Regions from separate parts of the Homo sapiens genome. Here region 1 is linked to region 2. Evidence: read pairs that join two places in POLR2A ChIA-PET (ENCODE). Cell type or tissue: A673. All regions are shown on one strand. Links, peaks and the distances in the headings refer to the core of each region. The heading gives the core; the rest is flanking DNA. Region 1 overlaps TMEM98 (transmembrane protein 98). Region 2 overlaps ASIC2 (acid sensing ion channel subunit 2).

Region 1 (12,480 bases), core at 1,601-9,600, 320 kb before region 2:
AATCCTGAGGATGATTTCTGTGTATGCCTCAAAATGAGATATTTAGGCTGGGCGCGGTGGCTCACACCTGTAATCCTCGCACTTTGGGAGGCTAAGGTGGGTGGATTGCTTGAGCCCAGGAGTTTGAGACCAGCCTGGGCAACATGGTGAAACCTCATCTCTACACAAACTACAAAAATTAGCTGGGCATGGTGACACGTGCGGCTGCTTGGTAGGCTGAGGTGGGAGGATCGCTTGAGCCCAGGAGGTGAAGGTTGCAGTGAGCCCTGATTGTGCCACTGCATTCCAGCCTGGGCGACAGAGTGAGACCATGTCTCCAAAACATACATATATATAAAATATATTTAAAGACCTCTTGGAGTTCAGGCAGAAGTGAAGATAGCACTATGAAGTAGTTTCCACATTAACAATAGCAATGACTTGAACGATGTGTTCCCCCTTTCTTCTGATATTAATATCTGTTCATTTTGCAAACATTGAAAGATTATGAAAGCTATGACCCAGAATCACAATTATATAATTTGGATACATACCCAAATGGCATAATTTCTGTCATAAGCCTGTAGGAAAAGCTTGAATTCTTCACTTCTCAGATTCTCAGAGCCAGCTTGCTCTTGGGAGAGGGGCCTGGTATAGGGGCTGCCCAGGTTCGTAGCCTATGCTGTCAAGCATGTTTGGAGTTGCACATCTGTTCCCATGTCATTTTCTCTGTCTAACTGAAGTCAGAAAATTCCTCAGCTGGATTCTGGGGAACCAGGAACCCATATTCCCAAATCCAAGATTGGGACCTGGTTTGTCTTTCCATTTGGGCACATTTCATTCTTTCCAGGAAAACAGGCCACTTCCAACCTGCACAATGTACACCAAACCACAGAACCACAGCTGGGATATGGAGTCAGGAGAGGGAAGCTGGAGCTCAACTCTCATGGACTAAAGGATGGATTCTGGATGGGCTCCAGGGGACACCTTATTGGATTGGTGGCTTCCATCAACTCTTAAAAACGTTAAGTGGTGAACTTTCCCGTCCTGTCAAGCTGTGAATGGGGAATGTATACAAAGTCACTTTGACTTTTCTATTTGAGGCCTCCACAGTAAACATCCAGAGTCATCCTATTTTTGTCTTTTTACCTCCCTTTCAGAACCTGTTTTCGTAATTAGACTGGAAAGCAATTCATGCTAAGTTTGCAATGGCTGCCACAGTTGTAAGTGTCCCCTGCATTTTAACCTGCACTAGAGCCCTAAGCCACAGAGAAGCAGTTCTGAATTGGTATCTCAAATACCATCCACCTGGTGTGGGTCTGCAGGGTGGAGAGCTTTCCCAGCACCCCTGAAGCAATGCCCAATGTCGATTACCTTCTCTGAGTCCTGGCAAGTCCTGGCACATTGGCTTTCTGGATCCCTTAGATGCTGCCCTTTCTGTTGTGAGGAGAGGTTGCCGAAGATATTGGAGGTGTCTGCTGGACTGTAGGATTTCTGATCCCACTGCTGTGTAGTTTTTTTTTCTAGTGCTGGACAAGTAAGAAGCCTCTGGATAAATTTGGTGTTGGTGGCTGATGGTTGAAGTGGAAGCAGTCTTTGGGGTAGGAGGCAATGCCACTCCTCTAGGCCCTTCGGGAGTTGGCTGAAGTTACTTCCTCCCTTGGAAGGGGCTGGTTAGTGAGTGCCAGGGATCTCAGGACTGTCTCTGTGCCAGGTGTGGTTTCCCAGGCAACAGACACATTCCTAAGTGCCTAGTTCTCTAGCGTCTGTATACATGGTAGTAGAGCCTTCCTTCCATGTCTCTCTTCCCTCTGGCCTGGAATAGGAGCATTAGACTCAAATTCTGATGAAAAAGAAATTACTTGGAGATAGAGATTCAATGTGAAGAGAACAAGATATTTGAAGTCAGAATTAGGTTTGAATTTGGGCTCAGTGACTTACAGTGTGAGCTTGGTCAAGTTCTTAACATTCTGGTCCTTAGCATTCTCATCTGTATGGTCAAGGCTATTGTCATTGGGTTGGTATGTCAACAAGCAAAACGGTATGTGTGAGCTGCCCAATTGTGGGCCTGGTTCTGATTAGCCAATGTTAACACCCTTCTCTCCACAGCTTCCCATTCTCTGATGCCGCTGACCCAGATGGCGTCACCTCAGTTACCATGGCTTGGTCCAAGCAGTGACTTCTGTTCATGGGCTCTGGAATTGAGTGGCCAAAAATCTGGAATCCCTACAGTAGGGAGAGTAGCCTTGTCCCTGCCCCACTACAAGTCTGTTCATATGAAGACATACAAAGCCGTCGCCTCTAATCAGTGTTCAAAGGGTCGATTGTGCAACTCACATTCCTCCAGAGAAATTCCCCCAGCTTGTGAGATCTCCAAGAGGGAACACGTATTCCTGGCATCCAACTTCCCCTGGTGCTCCCCCTGACCTGCCTCATTCCAGGAGTTCCCTCTCCAGAGACCCTGTGTGCCCACACGAGCAGACTTTTAGAAAATGGCCTACAGTTCAAAGGCCCTGCATTGCTTTATGGCCTTGGAAATGTGGGGAAAGTGTCAGATGAAGAATTTCTATCCTCCTCACCTCCTCCCTGTCTCCAATAAATGCATACCAAGAGCTTTCTGTGGAAGAGGGTTCGTGCTAGATGCTGGAGCTATGAAACAAAAGGCACAATCCCTGCCCTTAAGGAGCGATAGAGAAATGAGCAACTGCTGGAGCCATGACTGTAGCCAGTGCTGTGATGGAGGGGACCACAAGAGGGACTGTGGGCACACAGAGAAGGGACAGGGCAGGGGTGGGGTTGAAATAGGGCAGAGCTGCTGCCTGAATGGAGACTTGACAAAGAAGGAGTCAGGCATCAGAACAGAAAATGGTCCCAGCTACTCAGGTGGCAGGGGCAGGAGGATCGCTTGAGCCTGGGTTGGGTGGAGGCTGCAGTGAATCTTGATAGAGCCACTGCACTCTAGCTTGGGCAACAGAGCAAGACCCTGTCTCAAAACACACACATGTACACACACACAGAAAGTGCCGGGGGAAATAATATGGTTGTGCTGTGTTTGTTCTGGTGGGTCTTACTGTGTTTCTATGAGAAAGGCTGATGAGCAATTTTCAGAATTTGAGGCAAAACTGGTTCTTCCTGTTTCATCCTATTTGTATTTTTATTATCCCAATTTTGCAGGTAAGGAGACCAAAGCAGAAAGATCAGTAACCCTCCTGGAGTCTCACAATTAATATGAATCAGAGCAGGATCTTCAACTCCTCAACTTGTGTTTTTAACTGGCACATCTTCCTGCCTGGGTGCAGCAGGTGGGAAATCCATCATGGAAAGGAAAGAACAGACATGAGAGTCATTCCATTCTCTTCCAGTTCAAATCTTTTTTTGTGAAAAAAATGGTAGTTGTGACCCATGAATTAATTTCACGGCCCACTAATTGGTTACAACCCACAGGATGATAGAACATAGGTACTAAAATGAGGGCTGGGGCATGGGTGAGGTATTTCCTCTCCTTCCAAAATGACTTAATTTTATCCATTTAAAATAAAATTTGCATTTACCAGAATAGTGGCAAAAATTTATTGTGCAGAATAGAATAATTGATTTATTACATGAATGATTAGTTCAAGAGTCATCTGTTGAGCATCTGCACTGGATTAGGCCCAGAGATGCATGAATGAATAAAAAGATAATGCCTCTCTTGAGGTGCATATAATCTAAGGTGGAAAGAAAACCATAAAGAGGCATTTTCAATACAGTGTGGTAAGGGCTAAGGGAGGGAATGTGTGTGTGATGACAGCGCAGAGCAGGACCACCAAACCCAGGTCATGAGAGTTTCCTAAAGGTGGTTACATCTCAGAATAGTCTGTCGAGGAGTAGGTGTTAGGAGAAGACAGGGTGGGGTTGGGAAGGTGGAAGTGGAGGACAGAGCATCCAGGTAGGGCCATCTTGCAGACATGACATTCCATGCCATGCTCAGGACATGTTAGCTGCTTCAGTACTGTGAGTGTCAGGTGGGAGCTGTGGCATGGTAGGAGGTAAGCCTGGGGAAGAAGGTGAGGATGAGACTCTGGAGAGTCTCATAGGCCTTGCTGAGGTCTTTGGACTTTTTCTCTAGGTGATAGGGGGCAATTGAATGTTGAAAATTGTTTTCTTATTTTTTTTCCTGGGGCATTAGCAATTGATCACTGCACCCTCACCAGCCTTTAATGTTTTCCTAATTTGATAGGTGAACAATGGCCTAGCATTGTGTTAATTTGCATTTCCCTGACTACTGGTGCAGTTAGACATTTTTTTTTCAGGTGTTTATTAGCTATTTGTACATATTCATGCCCTTTGCCCATTTTTCTACTGGGATTTTAGTATTCTTATTGACTTATATGAGCTCTTTATATATTAAATATAACAACCCTTTGTCATATTTATTGCATATATTTTCACCCAGCTTTGTCATTTGCTTTTTAGTTTTGTTTACAATGGTTTCTGATGTCCAGAAGTTTCAAATTTTGTGTAGTCAAATTTATTGATTTTCTTTTTGTTAGTTATTCCTTCCATTGCTTTTATACTTTCTTATCTAGAGATCAAATAAATATTGAGAGCTGGAGCTATGGAACAAAAGGCACATAATAATATTCACATGTTAGGTGTAGTGGCAGAAAAAAACAACAGGGTAGAAAAAACCCAAACCTTCCTTTATCCACCCCAAATCCACCCCAATCCACCCAAATCCTGTGGGAACAGTCACAGGTCAAAGAAATAGACAAGAATGGTGAGGAGAGGAAGGGAACACCTTGAAGGACGAGTAGGAGCTGGTCAGGCATACAGGGTGTGTGGGAGTAGCACAGAAAGGAAGCTGCATGTCCCAAGGTAGAGGATGAAGAGACAAGCATGTCTGAGTGCGGGGGATGCAGGGCAGAGAAAAGCCACACAATTTCTGCTCTCATGAGATTGTAGTCTGGTGAGGAAAGACATACATTAAACAAAATGTTGCTTAAATAAATGTAAAATGAAAACTTTAAAAGTGTTGTAAGAAAATAATTTGAATCTTATGAGAGATTATAAGGGAAACTGATCTATCTAGATGTCAAGGAAGGCTTCCAGTAAGAGGATCTTTGATATACTATCTGGAGGATAAGTAGGAGTCCAGAGGTGAAGAAGTGGATGTATGAGAAACTGTACATGTAAAGGCCCTTTGGCAGAAGGACAAGAACTGAGACCAGGCCAGTGTGACTGAAGAGCAGAGCAGACAGGGAAGAAGGCCAGGTGAAAATGGGGGAGGGACTGAATCATGCCAGACATTGCAGGCCATGTGAAGGACTTTGGTCTTTCTCTGAAGAGTGATGAGAACCCATTCAAATGGTTTATTCAGATCTGGTGGGTTTTGATTAGAGGTGGAGACATAATCAGATTTGTATTTTGAGAAGATCCTTTTGCCTTCTACGTGGAGAACCAATAGGAGGAGGCTGGAGCAGATAGGAGCTGCCTGATGCTGCTGCAGCAGTCTAGGTGAGAGATGATGGTAGCTTGGTCTAGGCAGGGAGAGGAAGATGGAAAGGGGAGTGGAGCATTTGAGAAATGTTTAGGAAGTAAAATAAATAGAATTTGGGTGGATTGGATATGGGACAGTGATGCAAGATAATAGCGTGCCAAGAAAGACTCCTAGGTTTCAAGTTTGCACACTTATATGGGGGTGACAGTTTGGGGCTAGGGGTCACTGGTACAGGAAGCACCAGAAGAGGATCAGGTTTGGGGACGAGTTTAAAGTCATCCGTTTTGGAGTTGAAGAGTTTGCGGTGCATTTGAGATATCTGAGTTGAGTTAGAGATATAATGGTTGGAGCTCAGAAAAGACTGGGCTGAAGGCTTTTCATTAAGTTATTAAGAGAGTTTTGGCCATGGGTGCAATCCTAGGGAGAGAGTGTGGAGTGAAAATTGCAGAGGGGTGTGAGATACTCTTAACATCGAATATGATACTGGGCCAGTTCAAAGCTCTGTACTGTTATGTTGATGGCTAAATGAAATTGCATATGCCCAGTTCCTGGCACACAGTAGGCACTCAGTAAATATTAAATATATCTCCTTTTTCTCCTTTGTTTCTCTGCTCCCTTTATTCTATTTCTCTCTCTTTTCTGGCTCTATGTATTACAGCCAGAGACTCAAGCTGACTTCTTTCAACTTCCCCAGGGTACCTAGTGCACAAACCTGGCATACATCGCTCTCCTCCAAGACCCAGCCTGGGAGAGCCTACCTCTTGAGAGCTGTCTCAAGCTGAAGTAAGTTTAGTTACCAATGATCAGTGCTCAGAGAGCCAGTTTTTTTTTTTCCTTCCCTTCCTTCCTTCCTTCCTTCCTTCCTTCCTTCCTTCCTTCCTTCCTTCCTTCCTTCCTTCCTTCCTTTCATTTGTTCTTTTTTCTAGATGGGATCTCACTCTGTTACCCAGGCTAGAGTGCAGTGGCATGATCTCTCAGCTCACTGCAACCTCCGCCTCCTGGGCTCAATCAATCCTCCCACCTCAGCCTCCTGTGTAACTGGGACTACAGGTGCATGCCACCACACCTGGCTAATTTCTGTATTTTTTTTTGTAGATATGGGGTTTTACCATGTTGCCCAGGCTGGTCTCAAACTCCTGAGCTCAAGCGATCTGCCCACCTTGGCTTCCCAAAGTGCTGGGATTACAGGCATGAGCCACTGCCCCTGTCCGAGAGCTAATTTTCTTAGGACACACAGCAACTTCTACTGGATGATCGCACCTTAGAATGATAATTATGTCACCTTGCATTTCCAGAACATTTTGTATTTTTTCAGAGAGTTTTCACAGTGATTATCTCAGTTGTTCATCAAAGGATTTTTCATTATGAACTGCATTTGCGTATTTTATTTACCTATAATCCTTTCCCCGCTGCTGAAACAATAGCATTCTGAGCAAACATGCATATGGCTAACAAATCCACTCTTATTCATAAGATTTCTTTTTCTTGTTTTCCCATTTTATTTTTAAATCATGATTTTTATCTTCCAGGCCATATTCTTTCACACATTTTTGTTATTCTCAAACTCATGATTTCATTCTTTCTCTTCTGATTTGGCACGTGCCCTCTTCATCTCCTCTCACCGACGAGGGTTCTGGCCCCTAACGCCCATTGTTCCAGTACATTCAGAGACTCACGTTTCTGACTCCTCTCCACCTCATTCCTCTCTGAGGCAAGTGCTGTTTATTCTGCATTGAAGCTTCATATTACCTTTAACTAGAGATTTGTTATGCAAGACAACCTCATGATCGTGCAGCCTCATGCAGATTTTTCCTTTGCCCTGGCATCTTGAAGATTCTTTTTTGCTTCTCAAATCACATCTTTTTTTCCCATTCTTCATGACACTTTCCTGATTTCCCTTTCTGTATTCTTGATCTTTATCTTCTGCTATCTGAATTCATCATCTCAGCAAACATGTGTCAAGCAACTACTATGAACCAGGCTCTGTGCTGGGCTCTGGGGATTCAAAAACCCATGACCTGATCTTGACCTTGAAGTATTCACAGCCTGCAACAGTGGGTCTCAGACCTGGTGGCACGTTTGAATCGCCGTCTGAAGAACTTTAAAAAAATACTAATTGCGAAGTCCTAGCCATAGAGATTCTGGTTTAATTGGTATTGAGTGAGACCCTGGCATTGTTATTTTTAAACAGATTCTAATGTGCACCCAGGGATAAGAACCACTCACTAGTCTAATGGATGAAACAGATGTGGAGACAAATGATTTTAATACAATGTGAAGGCAGAAGTAAGCACAGAGGGCAGGAGGAGAACAGAAGAGAAACCCGGGATCCAGCTTAGGAAGTGAGAAAGCCGGGCAGGTTACCCAGAGTGGATGACTCAGTGCCCCGTCTCATCCCAGAAGAACTTTTTGCAGAGCCCACCTTTCCTCCCATTTTCCAATCAAATAGGAGAAATGAAAGTATCTCCTAGAGTTACCTTTTATCTTTTTTTTCCCCCAGATGCAGTGTTTATTGTTTGATTTGTAGTGCTTATTGTTTTTGGAGTTTAAATTCTCCCTGCATGTCTGATTTCAGGGTACCAACATGATGCCATTGAACATGGGACGTGATGTGCATAATCAGCTCTTGGGAACCTTCAGGTGTGGGCTACAGCACCTCACTGGACCGCTGGGTTCCTAGTAGAGTGGAGGAAGTGTTCACTTAGCCACAACTTTGCTTCACCCTGGAGGCCAACTGAGGCATGTTAGTATACCCTCTCCCTGTAGTTCTGGAGTGAGGACATTGGAAAGCTAAACAGTGGTGCTTGATTCAAGGTGCTTGATCTAATTTCTGTGGCCTTTGTCTGAAGAGGGAGGAATAAGAACGTGTCAACCTGGAATTCCCAGACTGGCTGATTGGGTCACATTTGGAAAGCTGCTGTGTGCACATCTGATTATCCTGCACCTAGGACTATGATTCATTTCTTCTTTCTCAGAACGTGTATCAGTTTGTTATATTGATTAGCCTGATTGTCTGAATAGTGTCTTTCTGTGTCAAATCTATGAAAGTTTGAACCCTATATGCTTTTGCTGAATACTGTATTTCCAATACCTAGTAATTATACCTAGACTGACACATAGTGGGAATTTTTTTCTTCAAGTTTAAGTGAAAATTTATTTATTTTTTTAAATCTCCAAAAGCTTCCCATTGTTTATTATTATTTTTATTTTATTTATTTATTTTTTAATTTTTAAATTTTTTTATTATTATACTTTAAGTTCTAGGGTACATGTGCACAACGTGCACGTTTGTTACATATGTGTACACGTGCCATGTTGGTGTGCTGCACCCATTAACTCGTCATTTACATTAGGTATATCTCCTAATGCTATCCCTCCCCCCTCCCCCCACCCCACGACAGGCCCCGGTGTGTGATGTTCCCCTTCCTGTGTCCAGGTGTTCTCATGGTTCAATTCCCACCTATGAGTGAGAACATGCGGTGTTTGGTTTTTTGTCCTTGCAATAGTTTGCTGAGAATGATGGTTTCCAGCTTCATCCATGTCCCTACAAAGGACATGAACTCACCCTTTTTTATGGCTGCATGGTATTCCATGGTGTACATGTGTCACATTTTCTTTATCCAGTCTATCGTTGATGGACATTTGGGTTGGTTCCAAGTCTTTGCTATTGTGAATAGTGCCGCAATAAACATACGTGTGCATGTGTCTTTATTAGCAGCATGATTTATAATCCTTTGGGTATATACCCAGTAATGGGATGGCTGGGTCAAATGGTATTACCTTTTATCTTAAGGAATAGAAGAGCGATTATGAGCATAGGCCTGGGATGCAAGAAACACATTCAAATCCCAGCTCTGCCACTTACTGTGTGGCCTTACACAAAATCGTGTGTGTGTGTGTCTGTGTGTATGTGTGAATTGACGGAGCTAATGTATGTAATGTGCCTCACCCACTGCTTTACATTCAGTAGATGCTCAAAAACATTGTAGCCATGGGCCGGGTGCAGTGGCTCACACCTGTAATCCTAGCACTTTGGGAGGCTGAGGTGGGTGGATTGCTTGTGGCCAGGAGTTTGAGACCAGCCTGGCCAACATGATGAAACCCTGTCTCTATTAAAAATACAAAAATTAGCCAGGCACAGTGATGTGTGCCTGTAGTCCCAGCTACTTGGGAGGCTGAGGCAGGAGAATTGCTTGAGCCTGGGAGGCGGAGGTTTCAGTGAGCTGAGATTGCCCCACTGCACTCCAGACTGGGCCACAGAGCAAGATGCTGTCTCAAAAAAAAAATGTAGCTATGTACACTTCAAAGTACACAAACACACAAATGCACATGCTGATGATGCTCAGTGTGTCTTCTTCCAGCAGCAAGTACTCAGATGACTTTCCTTGTTTGCCCTGCTGGCCCATCCCTGCTTGGGGGAGATACTTCACTTGGTCTGTCTCCATGTGATCTTTGAAGGCAGGTGTCTGAGCCTCAGCTCCCATGTGCCTGCTCCTCTCCAGTCCCTTCCCTTGTCTTCCCCAGTTGTTTAGCATCTTCTTTACCTCCAGTGTTCCTGCCAACATTGGTCCCTGGCTCATTGTCTGGTCTGAAGCTTATCATGGATCTGAATGTGATGGTTCTCCCACAGCTCGCTCTGTCATCCCTGCTGTGTTTTCCCTTATGGTGGCTGAGTGGTCCACTGCCATCCTGCATGGCACCCCCAGCCTCACCTGCTCCTGCCAGTGCTTGTGGTGGGACTTGAGCTGGAGCTGCAGCTGGAGGGCTCCAGCTTGCCATAGCTGCCCACTGTCCTTTCTAAATGTATTATTATTGCCTTGGCTAGGCCTCTCCTTTTCCTGGGACAGCAATCTGAGGTTTTCTTGGTCTTGAGGCCATATAGAGACCTTGATTGCCAGACTCTGACTCCCTGGGGAGTGCTTTCTTAAGTTTATAGCTTGGCCCATTCTGGAATGATGCTGTAGTCTTCCTCTAAAGCCTGCCTCCCACTTTCTCTGAGCCTTCCCTTGCTCCTGAAACAGAACGATTACACTGTTCTGATGTCCTTACTTTCTTATTTCTCACCTTTCCCTGTGCATTCTCTCTCAACCCTGTGGCAGCCCTCTGACCTCCTTGCATTTCTGGCGAAGGTCTATGCATGGCATTGCCTTCCTGCCTGCCACTCCGTTTGTCTCTCCTAATTACTGGGATTCTGTTTATACAGACTTCTCACTTTGGCTCTTTGGTTTTTTAAAAGTGATTTCTGCTTCAATTCAGCACTTTACCATTTCTCCTTCTCCTCTTTGTTATTTACTTCTGCAAATGGGATTATTAATTTTACTCTTTGAAACTTTTGGCTTTGTCCTCCCCTGATATGGCTTGGCTCTGTCCCCACCCAAATGTCATCTTGAATTGTAGCTCCCATAATTCCCATGTGTTGTGGGAAGGACCCAGTGAAAGACAATTGAATCATGGGGGCAGTTTCCCCCATACTGTTCTCATGATGGTGAGTAAGTCTCACGAGATCTGATGATTTTATAAGGGGTTTCCCTTTTCACTTGGCTCTCTCATTCTCTCTTGTCTGCTGCCATAAAAGATGTCCTTTGCTCTTCCACCATGATTGTGAGGCCTCCCCAGCCATGTGGAGCTGTGAGTCCATTAAACCTCTTTTTTTTTTTTTTTATAAATTACACAGTCTTGGGTATGTCTTTATTAGCAGCATGAGAACAGACTAATACATCCCCTGAGAGAGGCTTTTCTCTTATTGTCTTTCCAGATGACCCAGCCCCATTTGTCTTATGAAGGGTGAATAAGACTCCTTTTCTCTTCTTTTAAAAATTTATTTTTATTGATATGTATATTAGATATACATACTTTTGGGGTACAGGTGATAATTTGGTACATTCATGTAGTCAAATCACAGTAATTGGGACATCCAATACCTTTGTTAAAAACTTCAGTGGAAATAAATTTAAAGGAGTTTAATCAAACAATGAATGATTCATGAATCAGGCAACCCCCAGAATCACAGCATATTCAGAGAGACTCCAGGGGTGCCTTGTGGTCAGAACAAATTTATAAAAAGGGAAGTGAGGTACAGAAATAAGAAGTGAGGTATAGAAACAGCTGGATTGGTTACAGTTGGTGTTTAACTTAGTCCATGAGTAGTTTAACTTAGTCCATGAGTAGATGAAGTGTGGCCACTGGGATTGGCCAAGACTCAGCTATTGTTACAGGTGCATACTCCTAAGTTAGGTTTTCAATCTTGCCTGCCTATTAAGCTGGGTTACATTTTGTCCACAATCACTCATATATAGAAGTATGGAGTCCTTCTCAGGCCATATTTAATTTGCTTTAACACCTTAAATATTTATCTTCCTTTAAGCGAGGAACATTCAAATTATTCTCTTCTAGCTATTTGGAAATATACAATTGATTAATGTTAACTATAGTCACACTGCTGATGTATCGAATACTAGATCTTATTTTTTCCATCTAAGTCTATATTTGTACCCATCAATCAACTTCTCTTCATGCCCCTCTCCCTGTACCCTTCCTGGCCTCTGGGACATCCTTTCTCTTAGTTGGTGTTGTTGTTGGACTGATCACTCTGTCCTGACCTGGTAGGACTTTGCTCATTCCCCATCTCCTCTCCTCAGGAGAACACATGCCACACTCATCTTACTGGAGTCTGTGGATTCCTTAAAACAGCCTGGGAGATCTGGAGGGGTAGCAACTATTATTACTGGTTTTTAGTTAGGAAAATGAGACTTAGCAAGGAGGAAACAGGCCTAGGAAGGGAAACTCACGCTCCAAGCTCATGCAGCCAGTAAGGGAAGAACTGGGAAAGAATGCACACCAAGGAATTCCCAGTTCATTGCATGGAGGAGAGGAGGTGAGTGTGCTACTCAGAGCCCCTAACATCTGTCATCCTGTAAAAGCTATAATAAAAAGTCATAAATGCATAAACAGTGTGAAAAAGTTCAAAGGTAAACTCATTAAGTTCAGAAATATAAGGGGTATGCCTAGGGCCAAAAAAAAAA
Region 2 (12,480 bases), core at 2,807-10,806:
TCTCTCAGACTGTTATTCCAAGCCCACTGTATTCTGGGCCCCAAGCACTTTCCAAACTTACCTATCAAAATATCCCAAAGGGTCATTCACACATAATCTATGTGTCCAATAAGGGACAGATACTCTGCTAGACTGTGGTTAAACCTTGTTGAGTGTGACAGATGGTTCTTATCCTCTTAGGGCTGATCATCATTAAACTAATAAATAACGCAAATAAACATGTAATCACACATTGTGCTGAGTGCTATAAGGGAAAAGAATAAAGTACTATGAGAGGGAAAAGGAGGGTCAGAATGGGGTGAACATTCCCAAGCCACAAGAGAAAGCCTCGCCCATGTGTAGATGAGGAATGTTGAAGTGAGGGCTTAAGGCTGCCGTGGAATGAGGGGTAGACATGCCACGTCTCAGCCAGGCAGGTGGTGCCCAGGGCTAATGCAAAAAGATGCGAGAAGACTTGAAAGAAATTCATGGATGTTTGCTCCGTAAATGAGCTCTTTAGAGGAATGTAATGAATGCTGCTTCATTCATTAACTGGACTGTGAGCTCCCTGAGGGAAGGGCATCTGTTTGTTATCCATCTGGGCATTTTCCGGCCCTAGCTGAGAGCTTAGTATTAATTTATTTATATGTACACCGCCTGGTTGCATAAAGACAAGCCGGGGACCTCTACAGTGGCAGATGCTGGAGGAACTGTGTTTATGCTACATGATTCACCCGCTGTCTCTCTAAGCTGTGAGGACAATGCATCTCAGAAAGGACCACTATCTGCTCACTCTCACCATGGGCTGTGGCTCCTGGCTGTGAGTCCACGGGCCTATTGCAGGCTGCAATTGTGGGTTTTTTATGTTTTGATTAGTAAACCAAGCTTTTCTCCCTAGAAAATGTTGGGCATAAATTCTCAATGTGAAATTGACAAAAGCAGAGATGCTAGCTGGTGCTGAGCAGGGGAGGAGGCGCTGGAGCCCCATCCATATATAGCAGCTGCTCCTCCCACTAGGTGCTTCTGACAAACCCTGACTTTGACCTTCTCTGGAGATGGGGCCTCCCCTCTGCGGCCCCATGAAGACTGCTGTGCTTGCTCCTGCTCTGCCTGGGCTCTGGCCTTCAGTGAAGGCCATTTCAGAATGAAGAGTTGGTGTTCTGCAGCAGGAGGAAGTGTGCCTTCATTACCCAGCCTAGGCGTGTCTGGGCTGCACAGATCTGGGCATATGAAAGGGGGGCCCACCCGCTGCAGAGCTTGGTCTTTCCCCATTCTGCTTACAAGAAGAATTCCTAAAGCATGGTGCCCGGTTCCTCTCCATGCTCCCCTTCTGCGCGGGACAGAGGGTGGAGCCTCGTGAGTCTCACATGATACCGGCTAAGTATCAATAGGTCCCCAAGTCGCAGGGCTGGGAGCCTGGGAATAGATGAGTGGTGGTAAGTGGAGGGGAGGGCAAGAGCTTTGGGCTGGCATCTCAGTCTGCCTCCTGCCAGCTGTGTGACCTTGGACAAGTGACTGAATCAACCTGGGCCGGCCTTTCTGCATCTATAAAGCCCACCTCACAACGTTATCGTGATGGTTGAGTGACACAATGTGAGTGCAATCAATCTGCAGAGGCACAAGGTATATGCCAGGCAGCATGACATCTGCCAAACACTTTACAAGCCGTGATGTCACTACCACACACAGATGTAGAGAAGCGCCCAGGATGGTGCCTAGCACATTGTGGGCACTTCCATGGCAGCTCTTACAGGGCCTAGAGATGAATGCTATGGCCCCACTCAGAGCCATGAATCAAGCACTCACTATGTGCATGGCATGACTGCAAGTGCTTTGCATGGATTGCCTCAGTGAATCCTTACAATAATCTTGTGGAGCAAGTATGACTATTCTCATTTTACAGATGAGAAAACCAAGACACAGAGAGGTGAAGCAAATTGCCCAGAGTCACACAGCTAGTAAACAGTGGCACAGGGAATGAAATGCAAGCTGCCTAACTCCTTTCCTGTGATCAGAACCACTGCATCCCATACCAGGCCACGTGCATCTCTCACAATGTAAAGTAAGGGCGGCAGCTGAATTTCTCTCATCTCACTCCTGATGAAGAACTGTTTCCCAGAACAATGTCAGATCAAGAGCCAAGCGATCAGTGCTTTGGTCCCCCTGTTTCCACCTGAAAGCTCTGTGGGTTGGGCTAACTCAGTTCCCTTCTCTGGGCTTGGGTTTCCCCAACTCTAAGACTGTTGGCAGGGGTGAGGGTGCTGATAGCATGAAATCTGGTTCATCCTGGCTTTAGGGTGTGAGTCTAGGGTTCAAACAGTTACAGGGAAGGACAATAGTTGGGAAAAAGTATGAACTGAATCAGAACCACATGTGTTGGGGGAAAACAAATATTTCTGGCCCAGCTGGATGTAAACTCTGCCAGAGCCTAGCATCAGCCTAGCTAAGAACAGTTAAGGGGCTTTGCCCCTGATTATGTGGCTGTGGCCACCTTCACTGGAGGAGAATAAAGAAGGAGCTAAAGGTGAAGAACCATATGCTGTGTGGCCTTCACTGAGTTTCTTGGCCTCTCTGGGTCACATGACTCCAGTTCCAATACACTCCCTGTAATTCCCAGATGGGCCATTTTCTTACAGGGCTCCTTTGCCTAGGCTGTTTTCACTGCCTGGAATGTTCTCTTCTGCATCACCTTATCTGCCTCAAGATTTAGTGTGGGGCAATAGCAAAGGCATGGAATCAACCCAAATGACCATCAGTGATAGACTGGATAAAGAAAATGTGGTACATATACACCATGGAATACTATGTAGCCATAAAAAGGAAAGAGATCATGTCCTTTACATGGACATGGATGGAGCTGGAAGCCATAATCCTCAGCAAACTAACATAGGAACAGGAAACCAAACACCGCCATGTCCTCACTTACAAGTGGGAGCTGAACAATGAGAACACATGGACACAAAGAGGGGAACAACACACACTGGGGCCTGTTGGGGGAGTGGTGGGAGGGAGAGCATCAGGATAAATAGCTAATGCATGTGGGGCTTAATACCTAGGTGACGGGTTGATAGGTGCAGCAAACCACCGTGGCACATATTTACCTATGTAAGAAACCTGCACGTCCTGCACATGAACCCTGGAATGTAAAATAAAATAAAATTAAATGAAAGAAAAAGATTCAGTGTGGGGGCCAGCTCTCCTAGAAAGCCTTCTTGGATTGGGTGTCTTCGCTCTGGCTCTCCCAGTCCTGGGCTTCCTTCTACCCAGGGTATTTTTCACTAGATGGCCATTGTCTATTCATTGTTTTGTCTTCCTCATGTGGCAGGGAAGATCTCTATGTTCAAAGTATATTGACCCTCTTCTCAACCTCATCTTGAGTTTCTCATAACATGGAAACTGAAATCCAAACTCCTGACCCTGGCCTGTGAAGCCCACCTGAGCTGGCCCCACTCCTCAGTTCACCTCCTGTCCCATGGCCATGGTGGTCTTGCTGCTCCTTGAACACGTCCAGTTCCTTCCCACCCAGAGCCTTTTCACTAACTGTCCTCACTGCCAGAGTGTTCTCCCGGGAAACTTTTCCTGTTTGACACCTTGCCATTCAGACCCCACAATGCTATTCTCCAGAGACACCTACCTTGACCACAAAACTTAACACAGTCACTCAATCACCCTTCTGCTACAACCCCTGTTTGAGTTCTGTATACAACACACATGTGTTTTTATCCTCCCCCCATCCAGAACATAAACCCCAGGGGGCAGCAACTGCTGTGACGATCTTCTTCCCTGCCATATCCACAGCACCAAGAGCAATGCCTGACTCAGGGAAGGCATTCAATAAATATCTGCCTGATGAAAGAATGAAAATGAAGTTCCATTTTGGCACAAACTATTTGTGATGAATGAAAAACAACAGATTCCCAGTTTTTCATTTGGGTCAAAAAGAATGTCTGCCCCTGCATTTAGTTTAAAAAAGCAAAAGAGAGTAGAAAATCTTTTTTCTTCTTCTTCAGGAGCTACCTTCCCATCCCCACCCCCCACCCCCAGTTGCAGCACATGTGGCAGACCCTGCTGTCCAGTAGTCTGAGCTGTGACCTAGCTTTGAACTAGTCCCCCATCCGCACAACCGTGGCTGCCCCCTTACACGTGCATCCCCGACGTTTGGAACCAGACACTAAGTGGATGATCGCTATGATTAAGCTGCCTTTTAATTATTCAATGAGATGTCAATGGTGCATGCCATTGTGACATTATAATGGACTACAACTCCCTCGCAGATGTCAAGAAAGGCAGGGGGCCATTACCTTGTCAAAATGTTGGCTCCCTGTGACTTTATTTCCAGTACACCAACTAATTTTTCATGTAGCACAGAACAGCAGAGTGAGGTGGGGTGCTTGACAAGGGAAACTGCTTGGAGCGATTCGGGTGACACAACGATTTGGTTGATTCTGTATTAACTCAACAAATTCTCCACTTTTTGAAATTCACTGACTCTCAAAATTAATGAAATTTTAGGGGTAATCAGTTGACATTTCTTGGCTGTTCACTGGGCAGAGGACTTTAACATGGGTAGAAGTTTGGTTAAGGATGGGGCAGGAACAAGAAAAAGAACATACTGGTGACATCCTGGCAGGCCTTTGTTTCATTAAACAACCACTGACTGCACTCACACACATGCCCACATAAACACACATGCATGCACACACTCACATGCACCCCTTACCCCCCCCAGGAAGCAAGGAGTGTTGGTTTCCATTGGGAATAGTAAGAGATGGCTTTCTAAAGTTGTCTTTAACTAGTTGTGCAACTTTGAATAAGTCAGCCCTTTGGGTTCCAGTTGATTCACCTCTTAAAGAATGCTAGGCTTGAATCATTTCTAAGGTATGATGATACAGCTGATGACTGAATCTGATATAATCTGACTGTATTAGACTGATGACGGTAATGATTCATGCCACACACTCTCGAGGATCATTAATTGCCTTGCATTCATCAGTCACTGACTCTGAACCCAACACTGTGCTAGGACAGAAGCTAAGTTTGACAAGTTTTCTGCCTTCGGGAAACTTACAGCAGAGCCCAAACCCCAAAGGTGAAGCAGTAAACAGGCTGCAGTTAAGAATAATTCTGGCATTGTGCTGATGGCAAGGGCAACTGGAGTTCAGGGAAAGGAGAGATGAGCGTGGGCTTGGAAAGCTGCACAGGCATCTTGCAGGAGGTAGGAAGTGATGGTGCTCCGGGGAGGGACAGGATACCCAGAAGTGGAGGGGACGGGAGAGTGTGGGGTGAGTAGCACATGAGGGAGGTGGCAAGGGGCAAATGAAGACACAATCCCTGGTGTTTCCTTGAGGGAACTGAAGATTACCCATTCCCTCTGATGTGGGTGGTGGTTGGGTTCTGAGCACCTAGCAGCTATTCTCTCTTCTTTTGGTCACAAGATCTTAATTTCTTTTGGGAAATTATCGGTTCCTCACCGTGCATGCGTAAAGGGCTTATGAATCAAGGGACATGTGACCCAAGATATATCGACAAAGGACTTTGACTTTTGAAGGCAGTTGGTCCTGTGCATGATAAATGCCTGGTGTTCATTCATTCCAGGGACAGCGCCCTGACCTGACAGAGGAGTGATTATTGCCCCTGTATATCATTTCCTGCTTTTTTCAGTCTCATTTTCCAGCCTTTCTATTGATTCTATGAGCAATCTGATGTCTTTCCAATATAATCCCTTTTGCTTATTTTAGCCAAGATCAGCTTCTATTGTTTACAACCAGCAAACCCTAACTGATATCCACCCATCATTTATCCACCCATCATCCATCCATCTTTCCATCATCCATCCATCCATCCATCCATCCATCCATCCATCCATCCATCCATCCATCTATACATTTATCCATTCATCTATTCACTCATCCATCCATTCCCCAGTCTACTAGAGTATTGAGGAGCAGTAGGAAATAAGTAAGGACAATCAAAATACACAAAGTTAAATGGAACTTCAAAAGCCAGGATTTGGAGTTAAAAAATTAACTCTATAACAATAAGAAATTTAGTGCTAAGTAACACAACACAGGTGTTCCAGTAGATAAAGAAGTCATCAAGGTCAACTGGGACTTGAGTGGGCACTTTGGAGGGGATTTTTTTAAGAGCAAAGTTTGAAGGACACTAACACATATAGAGCACCTACCACCGTCCCAAGCACTTTTACCAGAGACATCTGCCTCATTTCCCCACCATCCTACAAAGTAGATGTCCATGATTCCATTTTGTGGATGGGGAAACTGAAGCTCAGAAAGTTTATGCCGCTTCACCTAGTTCACATCTACTAAATGACAGGACAGAGATTCAGAATCAGGTCTTACCACCCCCAACACACTTGCTCTTTCCTCCAGCCCACACTTCCTAACGCAAATACATTGTGTGACCTTGGGCAAGTCAACACCCCTCCTTGGGACTTCATTTCCATCTTTACAGAAGGAGGGGGTTGGATGAGACAGGTGCATTCTAGCACTACATTTAATGAGCATATGAACAGGTGTGACGTTGATATGTCTTTCTTCTGTGCCTGCAGGAAGTGCATTGTGAGGAGTGCCCTAAAAGAACTATCCTGGGTACTTGCTTTCCTGGGGCCCCATATTACCCCAGATTCAGACCAGTTTTTGTGTTTAATTTTTGACTTGAGATTCTTATGCCACATGGGTAGAGTAATAAATCCAGATCCTACACTCACACATGATGGAGGCTTGCAGACTTTAGTTATTGTGGGAGATTTGTCTCCCTGACCCCCCGACCTAGAACCCCTGGGAGACACCTAGCTTCCTTGGGCTTCTGGATGGAGTTTTCTACTCTTAACAGAAATGATGTATCAAGTGGTGTCCCATCGGGGGGAAACACAGAAATGACACCCCCATCAATAGTCCTTTATGCAAGGACCCTCTCTTGGGGCTTCAGGTGATCATCACCCTCCTCCATCCCCCAAACACACCAGCCTCCTGGCCTGGAGCCTAGGACCTGGTCCCACAGGCCCCCAGGAAGCCAGCTGTGTATTGAACACCATGGTTTTTAAGGTCTTTCATTGTTTCTGGAACCTAAGGGCTCCTTCCCTTCCTTCCTTCCTTCCTTCCTTCCTTCCTTCCTTCCTTCCTTCCTTCCTTCCTTCCTTCCCTCCCTCCCTCCTGCCTGCCTGCCTGCCTGCCTGCCTTTCCTCCCTTCCTCCCTCCCTCCTTCCTTCCTTCCTTCTTTCCTTCCTTCCTTCCTTCCTTCTTTCCTTTTTCTAGTTTGTGCATTTAAAAACACTAGGAATGGTAGTAAAACTAGTTTCTGTGTTTGGTCAGCTTAGATCACCTCATTGCTTAAAGTTCAATCACTTCTTTAGGGAGAGCAGAGGAATAGTTCCGTATCTGAGCCCACTGCCTCCAGCCATGTGCTTGGTCCCAGCAGGCTCTGTGGGCCAGCCCAGATGCCTCTCTGCTCCATCCATGCAAGACTTCTCTTCAGTTGAATGAGGGAAGCCTCCTGGGCCCCTTCACTTAGCATTCACTCTAACTAGACACTAATCTCATTTATAACTTTTACTGTCTACAATGAGCGATTTTTTTGAATCAATAAACTAATTCATTGCAAAGTCAATTGGTTAAAAATTAATAGCTTACCTTTTTCTCCGACCACCCACCTAGTAAACCCCCAGGTTGGCAAGTTATTTCCATTAAAAGGAAAAAAGCCTTTAATCATATAATCATCTTTACATTTTGAAATGATAAGCCTCCATACTGATTATAGAGCTAATTATGTTATAATCAGCCCATTTCCTCATCCCAGTCCCCTCTCACCTGAGCACAGAGTTCCCTGGCTTCTCTCCTTGCCTTGGACTAGACCTGCACCCCCTTCTATCCTCTCCCTGCCTTGCTGCCAGAGTGGTCTTTCTGAAATGCAAATTTGATACTGTCAATCCATACACCCTGTTTAAAATTCTTCTCTGGTCTACCATCATCTAAATGGAGTCCCAAATGCATGTGAGCTGTTCTGGGCCTGAGAATGGGTTTCATCTAGCCTGCATGGAGCTTTAAACATTTTAACCTAGGATGCCTCTAGGCTGGGTGTGTGTGGTCCAGCCGGCCAGTGGTGTTACTGCTCCTATCCACTTCTACCTGTCTGTTTCTTATATCACCTGTCTGAACCTTAAAGACAACTTCATTTCTAACCCTGACAAAGGCTGGATTGCCCAAATGAAATCTTCCCTTCCTAACCTGAGCCCTTCTGTAGTGTGTCTTACTGACGATGACTCTACTCACTTGAACAGTTTCAGGAAGAATACAAACAGCTTCTGTTTATTGAGCACCTACTCTATGCCAGGCCCAGTGCTAAGCACTTTAAAGACAACATCTTGGATAAACTGCACAATAATGCTACGCAGAGGAGGAAGCTAAGGATCCAGGATGTTAGAGCTTGGTCAAAGTCAGAAAGCCAAGAAATGGCACCACCAGGACCTGGGTTTAAGTGCATTTGGTTCCAAAACCTATGCTTCCAACCTCTACACTGCACAGCCTCCTGCTTCTAAACAGGGGAGAAGCCTGTCCTTTGTTGGCAGCTTGCTGTTGCACAGAGCTGACCACGCCCCATTTGTACCCTTCTCCCTTGGGTCAGTGCCCTCTAGATTTCCCTCCTACCTCCTTGACTGTTCCCTCTCACCCTCCTTTGCCTGCTCCTTTACTTCCAGACCCCTAAATGTTGGCGAATCCAGGGCCCAGTGCTCAGCCTGCTGCTCTTCTCTGTCAACACACTCCACTTATGCGATCCCACCCAGTCCCACTGACTAAATGCCACTATTCCACCATGACTTCCAAATCCCAATCTCCTGTCCTGACCTCCTCTGGAGCTCCAGGCTTATGTGTCCAACTACTTACTAGGATACCCAATAGTTACTTCAGTCTCAACAGACCCCAAACATTGAATTCGCCTCCCACCTCTCTCAACACCCATATCTAATCTCCCCCAGCCTTCCATTCTCAATTCATGTTACCAGGATCAGCCCAACAGCTCAGGCCCACAACCTGGGAGTTATTCTTGAGCCCTGCTTTTATCACCCTCTACTACCAATCCACCATGAAGTCTCACTGGACCTACCTTCAATATATGCCAAATTGGACCATGCTTACCACCTCCATCACCAAAACCCTAGTCCAGTCCACCAGCATCTCCCATCTCAAGTATTGCATCTGCTTCCTAACTTGTCATCCAGCCTCCATTCTTATCCACACTCATCCAGTCTCTGAAGTCAGAATGATATTCTTGCAGGGTATATTAACTCATGGCACTCTCATTCCTAAGCCCTCCAGTGGCTTCTCACTGCAGTGGGAGTCATCTCCAAGTTCAGCCCAGCCTACAAGCCTTGGCATTTGGCCTGCACCTACTATCCAACTTCAGCTCATACCACTGTCTTCCTCTTCTACTCTGCTCAAGACATACAGGCCTTCATTCTGTTTTTTGAACAAACCAAGTTCATTCTCATCTCAGAGACTTGGCACTGTATCTCTTCTGCCCAGAGCACCTTGCCTCTAGGTCTTCCCTTGATTGCATCCCCCTATCATTTTGATCTTGGCTCAAATGCCACCTGTTCATGCAGGGCTTCCTGACTACATGAGCTAATGAGCTAAAGCATCTTACAAACATCCATTTCCATTTCTGTCTATCCTATCATCCTATTTTGTTGTCTTCAGAGCACTCATTATCATCTGAAATTATGGCATTTGTTTATATGTTTACCATCTACCTTTACCATCCCATTCCATCCCATTGTCTTCTAAACTATAAGCCTCATGAAGGCAAGGACTGTGTCTGTGTTGTTTGTTTGCTGTAGTCCAATGCTAACAGGAGCTAGCACACAGTAGGCACTCAATTAACTCTTACTGAATAAATGACCTAAACCTCTGAGAGGTAAACTGAATTCTGAAGTAGATTTTAGGTGAACAGTTCTTTACTGAGCACCTATTTTTTGTACATAGAGATATACAAGGCTCTGAGGAAAATCCTCTTATCACATAAACCCATGAGCCCTGCCCTGCACATGGCTGTATTGTCATCATCATCATCATCACCATTCCTCCATCATCGTCATCGTGAGCATCATCACCATCACCAACATTGTCATCACTATCACCAACATTGTCATCACTATCATCATCCACCATCATCACCATCATCATCATTGTCAGTAGTAGCAATAATCTCCAACATGCTTATGATGCTTTACATTGAACAAAACAATTTTTTATAGATTATCTCTTTGGTTTCTCAGAACATCCCAGTGAGGGAGGTTTGTCACTATTTTTCAACAACTTTTTACAAATGAGAAAACTGAGCCCTGGGAGGAGAGACACTTGCCTGAGATCATTCAGCTCCACGATACCCTTGCAAAGTATCTTTTTCTTTTGACTGAACTGCCTCTCTCCACGCCAGCCTCCTTTTCCACCTGGAGACAGGTGATGCAAACAGAGTCCAGGACTCACTCCTGTTTCACCAACACTTAGTTAAGAAATTGCCCCGAGTTTGTACATTTTCATTCTGGCAATGTAGGAGAAGAGATAGCTTTTAAATTGTAATCCATGGCCAAATTTTATGACTGCTAAGGGGGAAAAAATAAAAGCTTAAGGTGAGTTTAGGAGGACTTTTTTTGGTTGGTTAAAGAAAAAAATTACAAAATTAAAAGAGTAGAAAAAAATAGATTACTAGTGACTGTTTTTACTGCGTGAGCTTACAAGCTGGAGTGGAGAATTAAAAAGTTATATAGCTGGGGTTTCTAACCATGACTTATCGAAGATGAATCCTTCATATTTATAGCTTTTTCTGTTTTTCCCATCTCAAGATAGTAAGCAATCCCCTGATATAGGGTTGTTACTCTCTGCCCAGGAACCCTGGGGGCTGTGTGTACTCAGCAGAGCTGTCACAGCTGACAACACAGGAAGGACCTGGGAGAGGGGCTTGTTTATTGTCCCTCTGCCTGGAGGGATCCCTCTCTTGTTCACTCAACAACCACTGAAGGGGGTGGAGGTGGGGAGTACTCCTTCATGCCAGGACCCAGTGAGGAGAAGGAAGGCCTTAAAGAAAACAGAACAATAACAGCCAAAGTTCCACACCAGAAGCCATCCTCTCAATTCATTTCGCCCTCACAACTGCAAATACCACCATTATCCACATTTTACAGATGGGGAAATTGAGGCACAGAAGGATTAAACAACTTGCCCAAGGTCACGCTCAGTGAACTGCCTCTCAAGATGCCAGTCCTTGAAAAGTTTAAAAAGTTGGGGGGCCGGAGAGGGGCAGGAAGAAGAAAGACTAAAGGCAGAATGGGAGAAATGACTGGGGGAGGGGGAGGAAGGAAATATTAGTTGAGCCTCTGCTTTGTGCCAGGCTCCACAAGTTCTGCCTGGTCATCATTTTTATTCCTTGCAATCACTCTGTGGGAAGGCAATGGGTGGTACTTACGTCCATTTTACAGATAAGAAACTGAGGTGCAGAAATGTTAATGAACTAGTCAAAGTGAGTTTGGAAGTGACATTGATAGGATCTGAACTGACATCTGTCTGTTTCCATTTCATACTGTCTGGATGGCCTTGGGCAAGTGATGTGACCACATTGAGCATCTGTTTTCTCATCTATGAAAATGGAATAGTATTCTCTACTCTCAGGCTTATCTCAGGCTCTGGATGGGAAAATGCTTTGTAAACCAGGCAGCATTGTGAAACCAAGTCTGCTCCAACACCTACTTGCAGGTAGGCAAGGGCCAGCTGCTTTCTCATTAGCTGGGGATGAGGAAATTGAGGCCCAGGGAGCCAACACTGACTTGCCCATATCACAGAGCTAATACAAAAAAGGCCAGAAGTGAAGTCTCCTGTCTCCTAGCGTATAGTTCTCCAACATTCACTGGTAAGAGGAAACTTAACTGGGGAGAGACAGTACAAATAATCCAGCAAGTACAAATAATTGATAGCAAAAATCTAAACATGGAAACACATGACCCTGGACCTCAAGGTCACTGACTTGTTACTTTTTTTGACAACACAGGCTCCTAGAATGTCCATCCTAAGAAAGACTGCATATATCAGTGACTCCAGCTAAAAAATACCCATGCTTGGTTTGACCCCAAGCCAGTGAAATCAGAATCTCTGGGGGTTGAGCTTGGGCTTTAGCATTAAAAAACAAAATTTCCCCAGATGATTTCTAATGTGCAGCTAGAGTTGAAAAATCCTGACTTATGATCTCCCTTATTTTCTGGATGGGCACTAGAGGCCCAGAGCGGGCAGCTAAAGAAACAGGGTTGTCCAGGAATTAGTGGTAGAGTGCAACTCTGGTCTCCTGGTTCCTAGCTTGGGACTCTTCCTCCACTCTCATCACTCATCACTCGGCAGTTGTGGTCAAAGTGACCAGATGATCCTGGTGCCCCCTAGTACCTGAGGACAGACACCACCCCTCCTCATTTCTCCCACTCCCCATGCCTCCTCACCAGAA

What was found. ChIA-PET counts read pairs that join two places held together with the same protein. Peaks named below come from ENCODE experiments on the same cell type or tissue, not always from the same donor. Only the 100,000 strongest peaks of a DNase experiment are listed, where the experiment ranks them.
Region 1: POLR2A ChIA-PET joins it to region 2 with 17 read pairs; 2 of 35 experiments call an interaction of 5 or more read pairs at or near these places.

The regions. Positions count from the first base shown.
Region 1 is chr17:32,941,725-32,954,204 of GRCh38, forward strand. It overlaps TMEM98 (transmembrane protein 98), which reads left to right. Exons shown (of 8, transcript NM_015544.3): 8 at 1-2,591. Among named protein-coding and RNA genes, the nearest start is that of TMEM98, 20 kb to the left of the region's middle. In A673, for the core only: no CTCF peak of the experiment used is centred there; a DNase peak (open chromatin) is centred at 6,207; H3K27ac peaks cover 3,358 bases.
Region 2 is chr17:33,262,536-33,275,015 of GRCh38, forward strand. All of the region lies in intron 1 of ASIC2 (acid sensing ion channel subunit 2), which reads right to left. Among named protein-coding and RNA genes, the nearest start is that of ASIC2, 25 kb to the right of the region's middle. In A673, for the core only: no CTCF peak of the experiment used is centred there; DNase peaks (open chromatin) are centred at 3,736, 6,986 and 7,326; H3K27ac peaks cover 7,120 bases.